2 separate regions of the Homo sapiens genome follow, and region 2 is linked to region 1. The links are chromatin contacts, found by Hi-C or POLR2A ChIA-PET in ENCODE. All regions are on one chromosome and are shown on one strand. Each heading gives the region's core, a stretch centred on a gene start or an enhancer-like site at or near the end of the contact. The rest is flanking DNA. Distances are from core to core; before and after follow the strand shown. Region 1 overlaps LINC01484 (long intergenic non-protein coding RNA 1484). Region 2 has its middle 18 kb from the start of LINC01942.

Evidence for each region. Hi-C counts contacts between places; a loop is a spot of excess contacts on that map. ChIA-PET counts read pairs that join two places held with the same protein, here RNA polymerase II (POLR2A). Pooled maps may share reads with other maps.
Region 2: a loop to region 1 is called in a map of gastrocnemius medialis, with 4 times the contacts of the local background. The contact joins two enhancer-like sites. A Hi-C loop is called at or near these places in 2 of 168 maps with a recorded cell type or tissue (gastrocnemius medialis and psoas muscle) and 1 of 50 pooled maps. POLR2A ChIA-PET finds 5 or more read pairs at or near these places in 4 of 52 experiments (HepG2, OCI-LY7, Panc1 and 1 more).

Annotation. Positions count from the first base shown.
Region 1 is chr5:173,704,720-173,711,870 of GRCh38, reverse strand. LINC01484 (long intergenic non-protein coding RNA 1484) reads left to right here. Exons shown (of 3, transcript NR_108027.1): 2 at 1-25; 3 at 3,996-4,272. LOC107984118 (a long non-coding RNA gene) reads left to right here. Exons shown (of 2, transcript XR_007059059.1): 2 at 1,603-3,798. LINC01942 (long intergenic non-protein coding RNA 1942) reads right to left here. Exons shown (of 3, transcript NR_146727.1): 3 at 6,022-6,281. Among named protein-coding and RNA genes, the nearest start is that of LINC01942, 19 kb to the right of the region's middle. RefSeq lists an enhancer at 4,146-4,646. Within about 2 kb of position 4,329, at least 11 of the 41 ENCODE cell types and tissues checked have a DNase peak (open chromatin) inside an H3K27ac peak, as active enhancers do; they include gastrocnemius medialis and psoas muscle, where a contact is called at or near this core.
Region 2 is chr5:173,668,107-173,675,257 of GRCh38, reverse strand. No RefSeq gene overlaps it. Among named protein-coding and RNA genes, the nearest start is that of LINC01942, 18 kb to the left of the region's middle. RefSeq lists an enhancer at 4,659-5,255. Within about 2 kb of position 4,002, at least 17 of the 41 ENCODE cell types and tissues checked have a DNase peak (open chromatin) inside an H3K27ac peak, as active enhancers do; they include gastrocnemius medialis and psoas muscle, where a contact is called at or near this core.

The DNA.
Region 1 (7,151 bases), core at 3,080-5,579:
TTGATCTTGTGACTCCAAATGGATGGTAAGCTCCTTAAGGGAAAGTCTATGATATTCATCCAACCACCCATCCATCCTTTCATCCACCCAACCATCCATCCATCTGACCATCATCCATCCATCCATCCATCCATCTATCCATCTTCTATCCATCTGTCTACTCACCCATCCACCCATCCATTCAATTATTCATCCATCCCTCTTCCATCCATTCACCCATCTTCCATCCATCTGTCCACCCATCCATTCCACCATTTATCCATCCAACCACCATCTATTCATCCAACCACTCGTCTATTCATCCCTCTGACCATCCAACCATCCATCGATTTGTTCAATTATTTTATCAAGCATCTACACTGCACCACACACCCTAATGGGTGTTGGGGAGAAAATGGAGAGTAAAATCAGATGGGACCTCTGACCTCAGTGCGGCTGACCATCAGTCCGGTAGAGGAGACACGTAAACTGACAATTATAAATAAACACAATGTGTCAACTCTGACAAGTGCTGTGAGGGAGAAATCAGCAGTACTGAGAAAGCCTTTATGGTCCTGGTGTGAGAGGTGGGATGAGCCCAACACAGCAACAACAGCAAGACCATGGGGGAGTGTGGTGCAGATGGGCAGGTGTACAGAGCATGCAGGCCATGTCTGCCAGCCCTCTCTTTGTGCATTAGCAACAGTAAAACGGGGCTTGTGTTTGGGCAGATTATACCACTGGTCTTGCATCCCAAATGTCTCTTTGTTCACTCGTTTATACAAACATGCTCAATAATATTTATGCATTTTTACTGTGACATCATTTTCTTATATAATAAAAGTGCCTATTTATATACCGTATATGTATATATATAATACACAGATGCACACACACAAGCACACATGCACAGAGCTTCTTGACAGTCAGTCCCTCATAAGGTAGTCCACTGAAGTGCAGTCATCACCATCCTCAGACCTCATGATTATATAACTAGAGCACCTTATATTTTTATATTTTATTATGTATTTAATAATCACATAACTCTTTAGTGAATGCCAATTAATTAGGAGAATGACATGCCTTCTCTCTGCTCCTCATAATATCCCCCTTAGATAGGTTTTATCTCCCCACTTACAAGATGTGGAGACTGGGCCGGGCACGGTGACTCACGCCTGTAATCCCAGCACTTTGGGAGGATGAGGCGGGTGGATCACATGAGATCAGGAGTTTGAGACCATCCTGGCCAACATGACAAAACCGTCTCCTCTAAAAATACCAAAATTAGCTGGGACTGGTGGCACGTTCCTTTAATCCCAGCTACTCGGGAGGTTGAGGCAGGAGAATTGCTTGAACCCAGGAGGCAGAGGTTGTAGTGAGCCAAGATCGTGCCACTGCACTCCAGCCTTGGTGACAGAGCAAGACTCTGTCTCAAAAAACAAACAAACACACAAAAACAAAAAAACAGAAAAAAACAGACTTGGAGACTGAGGCTCTGAGATGTGAAGTCACTTGCAGACAGGTCAGACAGCCAGGTCAGGTCAGACAGCCAGAAGCTGGGGAAGGCAGCGCTGGAGCTAGGTCTGTGTGACACCTCCTCCATCTATCCTGCCCCCTCTCTAGCATTTTAGGACCCAAAGGGACCTAAGAGAGTGCTCAGACAGCTGGCTGCGTTAGGAGCTACCTGTGGCTGCTGAAGAAGAGTTTGCGTCAATTTAAAGAAAGAGCCATTCAAGGAATGAGGACCATGACCTTGGCTGCACTGACCAGCTGGGCTCTGGAGACTCAGTGAGGCTGCCCAGCCACCAACAGGCCCTGCACAATAGATCCACGGACCCAGCAGTCAGAGGTGACCCTAGGGGTCACTGGCCCGTGGCTAAGGAGGAGGAGCACAGACCTGCGACCCCCTTTTCCCATGGACCACCCAGGGAGGCTGAGCGGGGACTCTGAGCTCAGATGGACAACCTCAGAGCCACTGGGAATTTGCCTGAGGCCACTGGGGCCAGGGTTAAATCCATATGAAGCAGCGCGGGCTGTGCACCTGCCATTTTCTAGGCTCTGTCACATGCATCTTTCTGCCAAATCTCATGGTGATCCTTCAAGAATAGTACTATTAATCTCCCCATTGACAGAGGGAGAAAGGGAGGCTCAGAGACGTTAAGTGTCTCACCAAAGCTCACACAGCTTCCAAGCAATAGAACTTTACTCAGTACTCAGTACAGGTTAACATTTATTCATTCACTCGATAACCATTTGCAGCACAGCTACCATATGCCAGGCAGTGTTCTAGGCACTTAGAATACATAGATGAGCAAAACAGGCAAAACCTTTCCCTCAGGGCGTTACCATTTGAGTGCCACCATGCCACGGCTGGTACAGTTGCTATTGAGACAAACAAAATAAGACCCAGTTTTTGCCTTTGGGGAGTAGGTAGTCTAGTGGAGGAGGCACATACACAGAAAATTCCAAAGTACTGTGGAAATCTCAGGGTACTTTGATAGGGATTACCAGAGGAGCTGTGAGAATAAAGGCTGGATATCAGGGAAGGCTTCCTGGAAGAGGTGTTGCCTGAAATGAGCCTGGAAGGATCACTTAGGGACAGAAAAGTCATTCCGTGTAGAATTCATGGTGAGTGACAGAGCCTAAACCCAGTCTCTTTTGCATGCTGAGCACTGAGACCCAGACGCTGGTGCTCAGACCTGATGACTTATTTTCCCAGGTACAGCTTGAGCAAAGACACAGAAGCAGAAGGCAGGTTTTTGGTTCCATGAACTCTACATCTGGCTACATACAAATGGTGAAGAGGAACAGGGAGAAACATGGTTGAAAAGAACAGGCTTGGACTTCAGGAAGCAGTAAAATGAGCGAATGCCATTTATGGTTACAAAGATAACTCAGCTGGGGGCCAAACAGAGACTGAAATGGAGTGGGTGAGGATGGAGGCCGGGAGGAGATGGCTGCAGAGGTCCCAGCAATGACAGTGGTTGTGGGAAGGGGCAACCCCAAGTCTTGTGCTCCCAACTGCAAATCCAGTGCTTTTTCTAAAAAAATATTTAAATAATTTATTTATTTTTGAGATGGAGTCTCGCTCTGTCACCCAGGCTGGAGTGCAGTGACACAATGTCGGCTCGTGCAACCTCTGCCCCCCGGGTTCAAGCGATTCTCCTGCCTCAGCCTCCCAAGTAGCTGGGATTACAGACGCACGCCTCCACGCCTGGCTAATTTTTTATATTTTTGGTAGAGATGGGGTTTCACCATGTTGCCCAGGCTGGTCTCGAACTCCTGACTTCAAGTGATCCACCCACCTCGGCCTCCCAAAGTACTAGGATGACAGGCGTGAGCCACTGTGCCCAGCCTTATTTTTTTTTTTAATTTATATTTTCAGAGGCAAACGATCCTTGCTCATTAAAAAAAGGAAATAGAAATTCAAAACAAAAATGCCTGTATCTGATGGGAAAGATGAGCCCAATGTTCTTTTTTAAAAAACCTTTATTATGAAATATTTCAACTGAACATATGCAGTTTATATTGTTATAAAGCATAACAAGCAATCAAACAGCTGTGAACCCACCACTCCATGTCAGAACTAGAACTTCCCAAAGCAGTCGGAGCTGAGGTGAGATCCACTCTGATGCCCTTCCCCAACTCCACGCCACCCCCCAAGACCTGACCACCTGATTACTCTGGGATTTCATTTTTGTCTCGTTCCCTTGCTTTGCTTTATGTCTTTACCAAATGTGAATGTGTGCCTAAACAATACAGTGCTCGATTTGCTTGTGTTTAAGCTTTATTACAAATATAACTTTGATCCTTCTGCTACTTGCAATTCTAAATTTGATATTACGAGTCTCAGCCTCATCGGCGTTGATGCGTGTGACCGACATTGATTCACTCTCACCAGTACGTGGTGTGTTCCGTTGCATGCATGCACCCCTGCTGGGGTATCCATTCTCCTGTTGGTGGACCTTTGGGTGGTATTAGTTGCTGGTCATCTCCATGGTGCTGTCCTCTTGCAGGTCTCCAGGACACATGTGCATGAGTTCCTCTAGGAAACCACGGTGTACAACTGCTGGGTTGCAGGCCCAGGGTTCTTTCCACTTCTCTATCCTCCCAAGTAGGGTCCAGCTGGCCTTAGTGCTGCCATGCTGAGAGCTCTGGGAGGGGCAACCCAGGGCAGACAGGCCCAGGCCAGCCACCCTGCCCCAGGCATTTCCCAGGACTCATCAGGCACCCAGCGGCCCCTCAGCAGTGAGCAATACCAGAAATCTGCCAGCTGGCTACTAACTGGGTCACAAGAGAGTACTGCTGTCTCACTCAGGGTGCGTTCCATTTCCTTCAGCACTTGCGCCAAGTAAGGCTGTGTTCACAGGCCACAAGACCCAAGGGAGATGGAAATCAGCTCACAGATGCTGAGCTGACTGCACACCAGGCAGTGTGCAAAGCACCTTACACATATAACTCACTTAATCCTCATCCCTGACTGCACGAGGTGGGCACTATTATTAACCCCACTTTACAGATAAGAAACTGAGGCGCAGGAAGTTGAAAATTTTGCCCAGACCAACACGTACAACTTCAAATCCAGACAGCCTGGCCGCTCTGCTCCTACTACTCTGCTACCCCATCTCTCAAGAGGGGAAAAGGACTAGCTCCTTGCCCAATCCTGAGGTTGTCAGCATTCTTTTACTGGCAAGGAAAACAAATGGAACTTCAATGAATATATGTAGAAAGAAAGACTTATTAGCTGACAAAAATCAATAGAGAAAAGACAGGTTAGAAGCAGATCTCAGGGCCCACTGGGTCCAGGGAGGCGAAAGCGCCCCTCCTTCTCCGTCTTCCTCCTCCACGTCTCTCTTTGTGCTGTTTTCATTCTTTCCTATTGCAAAAGGGCCTCCTCCCCTGGGCAGGTAGGTGGCTGCCTGCAACTCTCACCTCACCTTCTCACAGATCTGCCTATTTCTATTTTAAAATACAAACAAACCAAAAGCCAGAGAAGGTTCCTGACAGGCCCAGGAAAGGATGTGATTAGCTTAGTCTGGGCCACCTGCCCATTTTTTATGGACTAAATGTTTGTGTGTCTCCAAATTGGTATGTGGAAGCCCTACCCCCAGTGTGACAGTATTAGGAAGTGGGGCCTCTGAAAGGTCATTAGGTTTCAATGAGGTCATGAGGGTGGGGGGATCCATGATGGAATTAGTGCCGTTATAAGAAAAGGAAGAGACACCAGAGTTTTCTCTCCACCATGTGAGGTTACAGCAAGAAGGCAGCTGTCTGCAAGCCTGAAGAGAGCCCTTACCAGGAGCCAAATCTGCCAGCACCCTGATCTTGGACTTCCAGAACTGTGAGAAATAAATTCCTGTTCCTGAAGCCACTCAGTCCGTGGGATTCTATTAGCAGTCGGGACTGACTTGGACACTGTTCCTGGAGCAACGCTAGTGGCCTGGGGAAGCTGGGCCCTGGGACTGGTGCAGGGAGGGCCACAGTCCCAGCCTATAGCAGCTGAAGCTGCATTTGTCCCCAGGAAGAGGACATCACAGACACAACCCCAGAGGCAGTGGGAGGGGGCATGATTGATTGGGAGCAAGGCAACAGTCTAACAGGGCCCATCTGTGCCCAGGAGTGGGAGAAGCTCCTGGCCATGAAGAGAGCCCTCACCAGAGGCCAAACCTACTAGGACCTTGATCTTGGACTTCCAGCCTCCTCCCTGGAAACACGTGACAGCACATATGGGTGGTCTCCCTTCTTGAGCGAGGCCTGAGTCTTCACCCAGGATCCAACTAGACTGAAAAGAACTGTCTCCCTAACAGCACTCCATCAGCATTCAGAGAAAAGAGATTTCCACCTGGTGTTTTTAACCAACACAACCTCCTTCTACACCCTAACCCATAGAGGGCCCTGGGACCAGTATAAGAAGTGTGGGTGTTAAGCTGGGACTGCTAGAAGGAGCAGCAGCCCCATGGGAGCAGGGCAGGAGGGTCCCCTCTTGACCTGCTGACTGCAAACACTGCAGCCGGAGAGACACTCACTCAGGCCACGGTGGGGAGGCCCAGGGGAGGCACGTGTCCTCATTCTGCTAAGGCGATAGGGCTCGGGCACAGGACAGGCGATTTGACATCAGAAAATCCTGCAGGGGCTGGCCTGGCCTCTAGATGCACGTCCTCCCCTTCAGACCCACCCCACACTCACCCAGCCCTGGGCTCCGGCCACTCCATGGAGCCCGTGGCAAAGGCCTGATGTGTCCTCAGTGAATCCAGGTCAGAGAGCGGTCGAGCAGCAACTTGGGGAGCCAAGTGGATGAAAATCTGGACAAGAGAACAAAGCCAACCTGTTGGCCAAGGAAACTCAATCCGATTATACCCCAGAGCCCCCCGTGGCTGGGAGCAGCCGTGTGACAGAGAAGAAAGGGTGCTTTCATGGGCCCGGCCCTGCCTGCTGGCAAATGGGCCCCACGAGTGCCCTGCCCCTTCTCCAGCGGCCCCACGGGATTGTCTGGGTGTGGGGAAGGAACCCCTCCATTGAGTCTCAGAGGAGACAGGATGGGGGAGACCGGCATCAGGATAAGCCTTGGCCAATGAATACCTTCAAAGTTAAGGCTCTGGAGATTTAAAAAAAAAAAAAAAAAAAAAAAGCCTGTGCGCGTTTGTCCTGGAAATTGGCTCATGGACAGATTAAATTTAGGAGTAACTGGGGCAGATATGCAGGGAAGCATGTTTCCTTAATGAGCCTGTCTTTATTTAACTGCTTAATCATTTACTGGGCCAAAAAATCTGGAGGTGACTCCGAAAGTCACGACGGTTAAGACAGTGACGGATTGAGCCCTTGTCAGGCCATTTCAGGGCCTGGCTCTGGTGACATCAATTCCCTGCTCCTGTCCTTGTCACCCCTGATGGGGCAAGGAGGGGCTACACTCACCGCCAGGATAACCCCAGCGTGGGTTATCAGCCATTTGGTTCCAGAACAGTTTTGCTTTGCCATTTCATTGTCCTCAAAGGGAGGCTCCTGGGATGGGCAATGTTGATTTGGGTGAGGCTTCCTCTTCTTGCCCTGACACCTCCTTCCTCCAGCCTCCTTCATTGCCTCTACTTCACTTCTCATTCACTCATTCATTCATTCATTCATTTGTTCAACTGTTTACACTAACATATGCCATGCACTGTGAGAAAGCCCAGGAG
Region 2 (7,151 bases), core at 2,753-5,252, 36 kb after region 1:
GGTGAGAGTGCAGTTGCCTTCTCACATATTAGTGCAGGTGCAGGTCTGGGACGGGGACCCAGGCTCTTGCCCTCTTGTTGCTCTGCCTTCCCCAGAGTGCTGCGAAAGAATACCGTCCACAGAAAATTATTGATGAGATGATGCCTTGGCAGCCCATGTATGTGCCAGGCACTGTTCTCAATACTTTATAAGTATCAAGCCTTTAACCCTCAAAATCTCTCAGAGTAGATAATATCCTAATTTTACAGAAATTGAAGCCAAAGAAGTCGAGTTGCCAGCTCCACAATCTATGCTGGCGACAACCACGCCTGCTAGCCAGAAGGAAGGGGGGCGGGGGTGTGCAGACAAATGGAACCCTCCTTCCCTTTAAGGACTGAGACAGATACCATGAGTCAGGTGGCCATGCTTGGTTTCCAGGGTGGCTGAGAGATGTAGTCTTTAGCTGGGCAGGCATGTGCAAAGTGCCCAGCTAAATTACTACTCTGCCTGGAATGGCTCTTCCAATCATTTACACCATCATTCATGATTTACCAGGCCATGATTTAGGCTAACATTATCCAAGATTCAGTTCACCTGCACTGGGAAGATACTCCCAACTCCACCCTTGGCTGGGTTAAATGCCCCACTTAGGGCTTCCATTAGCCCCTGGGATGCCTTCTATGTCACTCTTATTATATGTTATTAGAAGATCCTCTCTGGTCCCAATAGGCCTACAGACATGGTTTGTTTGGCCCACACAGTGTTTAAAGAAAAAAAAAATAGAAATAAAAACCACACGCGCACACACACACACACACACACACACACACACAAGCAATTCCAAACATATGGCTTCCCCTTAAAAATCATAAGGCACAATACAGGACAGTCAACTGAGACTGAATAGCTCCCCAGTCCCTGTACAGAGGACACATGCACTTCGTTCTCACAGTCCCCACCGCTCCCTAATGTCCCACACCCTCCCTAATTCATTCATTCATGTTGCCTGCCTGACCCTGGTAGGTAGTAGCCATTGCAACTCCATTGGACCATGGGTTTTTGGGGGGCAAAGTGTGCTTCAGCTGGATGTGCCTTGCACTTGGCACACAGCAGGTGCTCAGAAATGTTTATGGAGTGTGTGAATAGGTTTGCTGAAACTTTCAGGATTAAATTGCATTGCAGCACAGACATACATTCCACCCACACCCTTCCCAACCGTCACCCCAAAGAAATCTATATTTAATTGGGTTTGCAAAATCAGAGCCTCCAAGCAACTTCACACTAGAGATCCTTTCTAAACGGCAGAAATGCGACAGCTTCGCCCTGTGTGCTTGAGCCTATTCATAGCTCGGGTGTGTTTCCTGGGCAGCTGCATTGTTCTTAGTGGGAGAGCAGCAGAGGCAACCTTCTAAGTCCGACTCCCCCTCTGCCTCTCCCAACCCTCCCTCATGCCCTTCCACACTTCTCTTTCTCTGTCCAGCTTGCCTGCCCGCTGTCTATTCTGTTGGATGGTTATTTATTTATCGTCAGCACTAATCAGAGGGTGGGGAGGGGAAATAGGAGCTCTTGCCGATGCGAAAGTGCTTCGCCAGGGTCCCCAGGGAGAATCCTGTGCGGTGTGCAGCGCCAGAGGTCACTGTCACCTTGGCCTTGAGGTGGCCTGTTTACCAAAGTGAAATGAAGATATCAGTCAGATGTCAGGTAAATGCTAATGGCCAGCTCCTGGGCAGAGAGCTGGCACAGGATTGGCCGGGCTGGGTGAACCCTTCCTTTCCAATTCTGCAGCACAAAGGCCCCAGTGACTTAGCAACTCCGATAAGAGGTCAATGGGCAAATGTCAGTCCTTGATTGAATGCACCTCTTGGCCTGGTTTCAGGAGCCCCAGGGCTGCCTCTCTGCATTTCCCTCGGCTCTCCCCACTCCTATGCAACTGGAGGAAGGTGAAGCATTTGTTGGAAAGCCCTCCCATCCACCCTTTCCCTATCTCTGGCAGGAAAGAAAGCCTATCCCTTCATGTCCCAAGGTCCGAAAGCACAATGAAAACCGGCATCATTATCCTTCAGCCGTGAATGGGAAAAGCAGGATGTTGACTATGGGTCGTCACCTAGGAGGACGGATGAGACTGGATTCAGTCGCAGAAAAGGACAGGAAACAGTCGCTGCCTTGTTTATCACTGTGTGATAGATAGCATCCCGGGGCCACCTCTCCACGCAGGGCCTCATTAGGAAGTCAGCACCTGAAACAGGAACCTCCGCATCACATGGTCCAAGATGAAACAGGGCCTGTTAGCTCGGTCTCCCAGGACTGTGGATCCTTTTTGCATTCCTTCTATTGTTTTTCCAATGTGGGGGCTTGGCACTGGGCACAGTGAGGGTCTCACACCTCTGCTGGTTCTCACCAACAGGAAGCATCTCCCACATTGACATCTTCAAGCAGCCCCTCCCCAAGCCCCTCGAAGTCACTTAGTCTTCATTCTCATCTAGTCTTTTCTGCAAACTCTCCTGCTCCTCAGTCAACGCTCTTTTATTCTTCTTTAGACTTTTTCTCTGCATCCTCCTGCCCCTGCCAGCATAACAATTGAAAGAACTGTCAAATCTTCTCAAATAAATTTTTCTGCATTTTTTTGCTTCTTCTCATATTTAACCTTGTTGATATTTTAATTTTTTTCAGCTTGTAAAAGATTAGAAATCAGAAAGAATTTAAGAAGTTTGTATAGTATACAACACCACGTGCAATAAAATGGGCACAACTTGTCTCCCTTTTATACTATGTAGCTACTGATCACTTTGGACTGCTACGAAATACATAGGACATCAATATGTAACATATTAGCTGTATGTTGATTTCTATAGACAGCGAGGCACCTGACCTTTGGTCTGGAATGCATCTTAAAAATCGGACGTGGATTGTATTACTTTGTCTTGCTGCACAGTTGTTCACCACAAACTGTCACAGGTGCCCCTCACAGCCTTTTTGGTACTCCAGTGGGGGCCTGCTCTGATTAGACGCTGTGCTCAAGGCCATTCTCACTGACTTGCTATTGCAGGGCTGCGAATGCTCGAGAAATCAGACTCTTACACACAGGTGAGTTTCTGGGATCTGGTTAGTAAACCATACCTTCAAGTAAACCACCATAGCCTCCACCATATTCAGAATAAGCAAAACCCTAGAAATGTTGACTTGAAGAAGGATGTCCTGTCCCTTTGGTGACAAGTTGCCTTGTCACAGGAAGATAAAAATGGCTTCATTTGCCCATTTGCCACAGTAGCTCTGATGATCAACCCTGCTTCCTGTCTTGTGCTCCCTTCAATGGATTCTCCATGCACAAAGCAGAGTGATCCTCTTAAAATACAAATCAGGTCAGCTGTCTCTCCCCTGCTTCCAAAAATTCTGCAAAATATTTAGCATCTCAGTCAAACTCCTTCCTACGATAGTGCCTATCACTCTGACTTCATCTCATGGCATCTTCTCCCCCTCGCTCATCACGCTGGAACCACTTTGGCTTCCTCACTGTTCCAAAGACATGCCAAGCTGGCTTTCTGCTCAGTGGGGTTGTAGTTGCTGTTCTCTCTGTGTGGGATGCTCTTCCCTCAGATTTCTGCATGGCTGGCTCTTTCTCATCAGGTCTCACCTCAAATGTCACCTCCTCCGAGAAGCCCTCTGATCTCTCACATCACTCAGTCTCATTTTCATCACATCCCTTATCATTACCCAATATCTTTCTGTTCATTTCATCATGTACTTCCCCTACCACCCGCCGCTGTGAGAAGATAAGCTCCGTGAGAGCAGCAGCATGGTCTGGGGTCCCATAAACGGGCTCCTCCAAGTCCGGATCCATCTCCAGGCGGCTTCCAGTCCAGAGTTCTAGGCACAGCACCAGCCAGCTTCTTGAACGAGTGTTGGCATTTCTTTCTCAGTGGCTTTGAAATCAGACGTCAGCCCCCAACCTCGTGACTCAGCCGGCAGCATGTGAGAAGGCTGGCTTGGGGACACAAAGTCCTTCGATCTTTAGAGAGATAGCAGCCCTCCTGGGAACGGGGCCACAGATGAAGGCTGAGCATGAAGCCTGGGCACTGGCCTGCCACTGGAAGCTGACCCTCTGCTGGACCATGCCAACTCTTGACATTTCCCAAACTAGGCAATGGCCCAGGCTTTTGAAAGCCAGTATCGCCTAGCTATGGAATCGCCATGCAGATAGTGCTCAGGGAATGAAATTAAATTTCCCTTTTCAGAACAAAGACAAACACACTCCTCTCACCCATCCTACGAGAGCTGGGCCGGGAGCGCCTGCCTCCGTGCCAGGATTCAAAGCCCACGGGCTCTCCTGCTTGCTTCAGCAGTTCCTGGCAAGTGCAACGGAGTTCTCCCGCTTTAAAATCTAATTGCCTGCCCACGCCCGTGAATCCCATCTCCAAAGGCAAGAAAAAAAAAAATTTTAAAAAAAAGTTGGTGGGGGTGGGAGGGGCCGGGGTTCTCACACATTCAGCCCAGATGAGCCCATTTAAGCTTTTGACATTATGCCTTTTGGGGAGGCCGATTCAAAATAAAACCAGCCCGAGAAGCTCCTGTTTTAAACAGAAAGATCCATAAATGCAGCTTCTGTCAGTAATGAGAAAAATGGAAATCACAAGCAAAACCAGAAAACTCATTCCCCCAGAATCTTAATGATCTCCAGAATAATTGTGCTGGTCTCTCAAATCAAGGAGTGGACGGTGACAGCCCTGGGTTTTCACATGAGGGTCAGATGGGTTCATGTTTTTTTAATTGGGCTCATTTCTAAGCAATGTGCTTGTCATGATGCCTTAATCCCTTCCCTGTGCCCAGCAAAAATGCTTTCTCTCTCCTTGTCTCCCTCAAACAAATGCAGCTTCTCAACAGGGAAATGAGCTTCCCTGTCTTGCAAACAGATTTCTTATCATATGACTGATCCACTGTGGGTGAACTTGCATTTCTCTTGCATAAGAAAGCAATTTCCTGAAGAGAGAAAGGGGGGAAAATCAAACCGCTTACCTCTCCTTGTTTTCCATATTAGCATCCTTAGCTGAAGCTCCTGAAGATAATGGGAAAGAAACGACTTTATTTCAGAGGATGAATATCAATCTTTCAGATAGCAGTGGGATGTTTAGGGCTCTCTAAGAGGCAGCCAGGTTTTCCTGCATTTGTTTTATTTGGCAGGACTCACAAGAAGGAACAAATTCTTTGACAATTTCAAAGTTTCTCCAGACAAACTGCTACCTTCTGATAAAATCTAGCAGGCTAAAGTTCAACAATGACAAACAAATTAGAAAATTCTGCCATTATAGCGGAATATAAATTGGCAGGTTCATTTAGGAGGCTTAAAACAAAGAATGAGATCTTAAAAGTAATAAAAAATAATAATGAGCTTTGGGATTAAAAAAAAAGAAAGAAAAGGGTAATTTCTCAAGTGTGCGCAGAGGTGTGAAAAGTGACAGCAGCCATCAGTTAAATAAAGAAGCACCAGTGATTTGGCAGACAGTAACCATAGCACACAGTCTCAGGGGGGGCCTCAGACCTGTCTTGGCCATTTCACTTCTCTTGTAGGTTCTGGCTTTCAGCTTCGTTGCACCAAGAGAGGGTGGTGAGCCCAGCACAGGCCCAGCATGAGGATCAGCCCTGAGAGTGGGCTGGGGGTGGGGTCAGAAAAAGAGGAAAGAAGGAGGGAAGGAGAAGGGAAGGAAGAAACTACTGTTTTACCTGCGTTGGTTGATTCAATTTGAGAAATGCTTGTTGTACACCCACTATGTGCCAGCTGAGGCCAGAGGCCAGGAGAAAATGGTGAGCAAAGCAGGAACCCAGCTCAGCCCTTTTGGAGCTCCTGGAGAGGATGACTTTAACCACATGCTATGGTTTGAGTGTGTCCCTTCTGAAACTCATGTTGAAATCTGATCCCCAATATGGCAGTGTTGGGAGAGGGGCCCTAGTGGGAGGTATCTGGGTCATGGGACACCACTGTCATGAATAGATTAATGCCGTCTCTCAGGAGGGAATTCTGACTCTTGTGGGAATGAATTAGTTCCCAAAAAAGAGGGTTTTTTTTAAGTGAGCGCAGACTCTCATGCATGTCTTTTTGCACATGCCTTCTTACCTTTCTGCTTCTCCACCACCTTGTGACCCAGCATGAGGCCCTCACTGGAAGTGGAGTATATACCAGTGCCATGCTCTTGGACTTCCCAGCCACCAGAATCATTAGCCAAGTAAACTTGTTTTCTTTATAAATTATCCAGCCTCCGATATTTTGTTATAGCGACACTAAACAGACAAAGGCACTAGACAAACACACAAATAAATGTAAGGTGGTCATCTTGCTGAGTGCTACCAGGGAGTGCATGAGCACGTGGCTCTGTGCACAGGAATAACCAGGAGAAAAGACCAGGTGTGGTGGCCAAGACAGCATCCCTAGAGCACAGGGAGGTTGGAGCCAAACGTTCATTATGTTTGAGTGCTTTTCTATGCCAGGTCCTGGCTAAGTATTTTATAATCATTATCTTATTCACTTCTTGCATTAGCCCAATGGGACAAATGCTCTTATAACCCCATTACAGATGAGTACCTTAGGCTCAAAGAGGTAATATTGCTTGCCTGAAGTCACAGAGCTGTGGAGGACTCAGACTCAAAGGCAGGCAGCCCTGTCTCAGAGCCCAGGGCCCTGACCACCACAGCAGACGCTGCCCTCCCAGGAAGGGTGGGCATGGCAAGACCAGCCTTCCATCTCCAAACCTTCCTGCCCTTGCCTCCTCCTCTCTCAGGCAAACACACACATGCACACACTCACACTTATATGTGCTCTTACACACTCTTTCAAAAACTCTCACACTCTCTCCCACTCACAATACTCTCAATCACTTACAGTTTCACACTCACACACTCTCAAGCTCACACACTCTTTCTCACACACACTTCCTACCCTCCTGTTCCCAGAAGCCAAGGTGACTGCCCCTGAGGCTGCCGTAAGCCTTACCATCTCCTTCCCTCCCAGTGGCAATGCTCCTTCCAGCCTAGTGTGGTTCAGATTGCAAGCAAAGCGAGGTGTGGGCTCCCACCAGCAATACACAGAGGAATACTCCTCTGTGTAGCCCAGAGGAGGGGGAAACTGACCCAGACCTTGGAGCATGAACAGGTCCTTGTCCAGAAAGCTGAGAATGGCTTTCCAG